Regions from separate parts of the Mus musculus genome. Here region 1 is linked to region 2. A link is a contact called in ENCODE Hi-C or POLR2A ChIA-PET data. All regions are on one chromosome and are shown on one strand. Each heading gives the region's core, a stretch centred on a gene start or an enhancer-like site at or near the end of the contact. The rest is flanking DNA. Distances are from core to core; before and after follow the strand shown. Region 1 holds the start of Zfp46 (zinc finger protein 46). Region 2 holds the start of Tcea3 (transcription elongation factor A (SII), 3).

Region 1 (2,700 bases), core at 17-2,516, 38 kb before region 2:
TAAAAGTCCTCACTCACCCAGTGAGACAACATTTCCGTAATTCTCCTGCATCACATCCCTGTAAAGATCTCTCTGTGTAGGATCCAGAGGTCTCCATTCTTCCCGAGTGAGGTACATGGCCATATCTTCAAATGTCACAGGGGCCTGAAATCACACAACGCTTCCTCACTACTTGGTATCTAGGAGTTTAGAACCAGCTTTTCTTCTTGAAATTAGAGACATGGTTAGAAATGTCGAGAAGGCAGTGGCATTAAGTCTCATCTGTAGAGTCCGAAGGAAAAAAAAAATAATAAAGAAAGAAGAAAAAAAGACATGTGGTCAAAAGACAGGGGCAATCTACTAGCTTCCCGCTCAGGCCGTCCCTGCCCACTTTGGACCCTTACATACAAGGCTCTCCTTTTCTTAGACCAGTGAAATTCTCGTCTTTATGGCCCAGTTCTAGAGCCAACTGCTGTTCTGTTTCTCCCCACCCTTTATCACTCTTCGCTCCATCCTTGGACACCACATCTAGAATTAACCACTCCTCGACTTACTATTTCCCACACCACAATACGTCCTTGCTCAGGCCAACAGAATACTTACCATATCGCATCCAGGTTAACCGGACACACCGTTCTCCCTACAGATTGTTGGCAAGAAGGGTACCACCCATCTTGTTTGGTTTTATTCTCCTCAGTATTTAGTCTTACAGTGGGTGTTCTATATATGCTTGTATATGGTTATATTAGCCAACTCGAAGCCCGTATACTAAGCAGAATAGCAAAATGAGCTTATCCCAGGGAATTTCCTATAGGGGTTTGCAGACGGGGAAACACCGGGCAAGATGGGTAAGCAGAGCCCTCGGGGCTTACCTGAGTCCCAGACATGAGCAGGGTGGCTGCCATCTCGGGCTCAAGCGTTCGTCTCCTGGGAGAGAGAGAGCAGGAAAACCAGCTAGCAGACAACGTTGAAGGAGGCGAAAAGCAGGACGTGAGGCGCGGCAAGAGGCCCTGCCCACTACTCCCTAGGGCTGGAGTTCTGGTCGCAGGGTATGAGGGGAAGGCCCAGGACTGGTCACTCTCCTCTCTGACTCCCGAAGAGTCACCCACTCTCCGTGTCTCGGTTAATATCGAGTACGTGCAACGTTAGGGTAGGAGAGGGCAGGCACTGGCTGGGTGCCCCCTAGGCTGGGGGGTCAGGCCGATGCAATTCAAGGGAGGAGGCTTTCAACCCAGCCCATAGAACGCCTCTGCTCTGCCATCTCCGGGCTGGGACCTTTCCGGCAGCAATCCCAGCCAATCAGCGAAAAGAAATCGTAAAATATCTGACCAATCAGAAGCCAAACCATCAGCCCTCCTCCTGCGGCGTGGCCGGGTAGCTCCATCACGCGTGCGCGCACCTCGCGGCCTGACGGGACTTGGAGTTTCACTCTGGCGTACAAAGGCCACTTAGCAGCCAAGAGCAGGGGAGGGAAAAGAACAAAAGGGAAGAGACAGGACCGCGACCTTCAAGACCAGTGAGAATACCCCCACACATACTTTTTTCTCGGAAACCACAGCACGACTCAGCAAAGGAAGCGTCTGTGTTTTTTTTTTTTTCTCATGGCCCTACGACCATCTTTGAGTCATATATTATCCGCGAGGTTAGATTGAGTGTGGAAGCTCGGGCTGACCTCAGCTGAGATCACCCCTCATTTGACAGCCCAGGCCAGAGCGGGAAAAGGCTTCTTTTCCCTCCCTTGGGAGACTCCCTGGCCGGGATGGAACTTTGGGCCCCGCCCACGGACTCCCAACACCGCCTGAAGCTCTCGCTTTCTGGATACTGAGAACTACAACTCCCAGTAGGCCTTCCGGCAGTCACAACCCACCCCAGACTACATATCCCACGAGGCCTCGCGTCCCCTGTCCGGTGCTGGAGTGCTGTCCGCGGCCCGGCCCAGGGTGTTCCAACGTTAACCCTGTAGGGAGCGTCTCGAGCTCTTTTATAGAGACGGAGCTCAAGTGCACCCATCTAAGTCGCCAAAACATTGAAATCAGAAGCGGGGGGGTGGGGTAGGGTGTGTAGGGAAATAGCTGGCCCTGGAGTGGGAGACTCAGGGACTTGGTACTCTTGAGGGTGTCTCTGCTGAAAGGAATCTTGGAGACCTCCCAACATCATGAAAACCTTAGGCCTGCGACAACCTGGAGTCCTAAGGATGCTAGTAGTCTCTGTTTCAAAGAAATCACAAAACCAGATTAGGACAGAACGGACAGGCTTACCTCCTGGTCTGTGGTCGCTGGCTCCTCAGAGATCTAAAGAGGCCTGACGTTCAGAAAGGTTCTAGATATCACCAGCAGATTCCAGAGATCTCAGGGCCATGAATAGAAATCCGAATCCATGGATTAACAGGCAAAGGGCAGGGTTTGGTTGTAGGATGAGCACAAAGCTTCAAGACTGCAGAGACTGTTCTATAGCTCCGGGAAACAACAATCTCATAAACAGATCTCCGAGGCCACAACAGCTGGCCAAGAAACATCAGCGTTGGCTATGCTGCATTCACTCAGAATCCTCCAAATGGAAGGACTTGTAGCCTTTCCTTTCCCTAGCGGGGATGAAGGAATTAGACAATGGAAGGCGAGGGCTAAGCAAAACAGGGATTCTGTGTGGGGAAGAGCTCCCAGCTTGCTGTAGCCTTGGAGAGGGAAGTGATGGAAAAAGAATATAGCAGCTTATTAGGGACTC
Region 2 (2,700 bases), core at 201-2,700:
CCTAGCGCAGCGCAGTCTCGCAGTCGGGGCTGGGAGCCAAAGGAAAGTGCCGCCGAAGCTCGGCAGGTGACGGGTGGAGGCATCTTTTAACGTCACCTCCAGTCCTATCTCACTCACTCTCAACTCTCCCTACTGCCTCCCCGCCCCCATGTTCTTCCCCCAGGCAATCCATCCTCTTACAGACAAAGAAACCGCAGCCTCAGCCTCTCACCATTTTACCAACACCACCATCTCTCTCATTGTTACCAGGTAACAATTTCAGGAAGCCTAACACTCCTTGGCTGCTCCAGCCTGTCACTCATCCCGGGTCTGAAACCTCTCTTTGGGCCCCAGAGTTTTCCAATTTTCCTGGAATGTCCTGGCAATGCAGGTCCTGGTGCAACTCGTTGCTAGAAACTATGTAGAAGAAAAGGACCCCGCGGCAAGTCAGCATGGAGGGCCTCATTCACAGGGTCCCTGGTCTTCTCCCTTTCAGTCCACGCCCCTCTAGAATTGGCACAGTCGCCAGCTTCCAGCCTGAGGCAAAGATCGCTAGGTAGATCAAACATTAACTTTCCATTTGGATCCAGCTCGGTGCTACCCGGACTGAGGGCTCAGGGACCCTCGGGCGACCAGGGCTGCGGACCCCCACCTCCCGCCACAGTTCTCCTTCGTGCACCTCCCCCTCTGGGCCAGCCCAGGCCCCATCTTTTCCTTCCCCCGCCCCGCACCTGTTCACCTCCGCCCGCCAGGGCCCCATCCCGCGGCCAAGGAAAAAGTTGCAAACAGAACTCCTGGCACTTCAGTCACCGCCCTTCGCTCGGGTCTCCTGGGGTGTGCAAACGAGGCTCGGCGCCCCCTTCTCAGCCCGAAGTTCTCCGATCCTTTTTGAAGTCACCCAAAACGTGCCCCTCCAGTTCTCGCTGCGCCTGCAGCTCCCCGGGCCTAGCGCACATCCCGAACCCCCAGACTCCTAAATGTCCTCCCCTGGGTTTGTGTCTCTCCTTGCTCTTTCTCTGCTCCGCGCAAGCTGCCCAGGAGCGCACCCAACCCGTCCACAGTGACTTGCAACAGTCGCGCGCCTTAGGGGACTCTGTACGATCCCCTCCAGACCTGGCCATGCACATGCCCATCCTAAAGTGGCCAGCAAGTAGCCGGGGGACCCCCTGCCGGGCAACTCCTCCCCAGTCCCGTGTCCCCTGACCCGCGCGCTCCCTTCGGGCACAGGGCCGGCACGCCCACCAAGCCCATAGCTGGGGGAGTCTTGCCTCCGTGGCCCGGGGGCTGCGTTGCAAACTCTGCAGCCTCACCGTCTTCTTCCGGGACACCATCTTCTCCAGCTTTTTGGCGATCCTCAACAGCTCCTCTTCCAGGCCCATGTTGGTCCACAACGCACGGCGGGGTTAGGGGCGCAGGGCAGCAGCGGGCGCCAAGGCGCGAGCCGCAAGGGCCGCAAACACACCGGACACTCGAGCCGGGAGGGGGCGGGGCGCGCCCCTCCCATCGCTGGGGGGAGGGGTGGCGGGCACTAAATATAGACTTCAAGGACTGCCCGGGCAAAGATTGCCTGAGCCTGGCGGGTCGTGCCTCAGGGGGTGTGTAAGTGGGAGGGGAGGACCAATCTGGAAGAAGGGGCTCTTCTCTTCCAACTCTCCTAGGGGTGCCCCAGGCTCCAGGGAGATTCGAGCATGAGGGTTCGGGGGTGATGAGTGTCAGCATAGCAGTGGGAAGTACAGAGCTGCCGGGTCTCAGCATCACTGCGCTCCCAGAGGGAGCTATGCCCAAGCTGGGAAAGTTGGTGAATTCATCGCATCTTGGTGCAGATTTTGACGTCAGCTCTGCCCTAACTTAGGTAGGCTCCTTGGTGCGCCCAAGGCCTGTGCCGTACACGTACTCGCGAGGTATACTCAGAGCCCTTTGCCGGCCAGTCTTTATTTTTTCTAACAACCTCTCAAAGGGGTATCGGGACCACGCTCCGAAAGACTAAGTTTTGGGTGATTCCGGTACACAGGGGGTGGGCTTGGAAGAGTAATTTGGGGTGGAGGGAATAACTCTGCCTCCCACTCTCGGCTCGCGAGCGGTAATTCCAAGAATTCGCTGAAGACCTAGTTCCCCTCCTGACAGAAAATGACCTTTCTGCGAGGGTCTCTGATTTGAAGCGGGGCAGAAGAGGGCTCACAGTGTGTGAAGGAACTTTCTGAGATAACCTCAGAGAAACAAGTCTGGAGCCTGTTGTGGACACCTGTCTCCCAACTGCTGCAGTGTGATGACGGTCAAGGTTTTTTGTTTTTTGTTTTTTTTTTTTTTTCATTCGACAAACGGTATCCAGTCAACTAGCAAGAAAAATCTCAGGGGCGGCAGGCTGGGCAGAATAACCATTAAAGAGGACTGTATTCCTCACAGCTGGGGTGGGGAGAGGAGGGAGAGAGGGCAAGTGTAAGGCCCAGCTGGGGCCTCATCCCCGTCCCAAGAAGTGAAATTTATTGCCTCAAAAGGCAGAATGGAAGTTTGGGGGAGGGGGAGGTCTGTGTAGTCGGTCAGGCCGCAAGCGGTTATTCTATTTACTGAGCTCCTACTGTGTTCCAGGTATTTCTAGCGTCCTGAGCCAGACGGCTCTCCTGGAGCACTCAGAGAACAAAGCTTGGGGATCACTGACATGTCAGCAGGGGGTGGGGAGGTGAGGAGGTGGCCGGGGGAGGAGCTGAAAAGTCCTTGGCTATA

What was found. A loop is a pair of places that touch in the nucleus more often than their neighbours do. ChIA-PET counts read pairs that join two places held with the same protein, here RNA polymerase II (POLR2A).
Region 1: POLR2A ChIA-PET joins it to region 2 with 19 read pairs in embryonic stem cell. The contact joins the promoter of Zfp46 here to the promoter of Tcea3 in region 2. A Hi-C loop is called at or near these places in 1 of 37 maps with a recorded cell type or tissue (v-Abl transformed pro-B cells). POLR2A ChIA-PET finds 5 or more read pairs at or near these places in 3 of 5 experiments (all embryonic stem cell).

The regions. Positions count from the first base shown.
Region 1 is chr4:136,284,633-136,287,332 of GRCm38, reverse strand. It overlaps Zfp46 (zinc finger protein 46), which reads right to left and starts at 1,266. Exons shown (of 3, transcript NM_009557.4): 1 at 852-1,266; 2 at 18-261. The coding sequence starts at 123.
Region 2 is chr4:136,246,707-136,249,406 of GRCm38, reverse strand. Tcea3 (transcription elongation factor A (SII), 3) reads right to left here and starts at 1,450. Exons shown (of 11, transcript NM_011542.2): 1 at 1,290-1,450. The coding sequence starts at 1,358.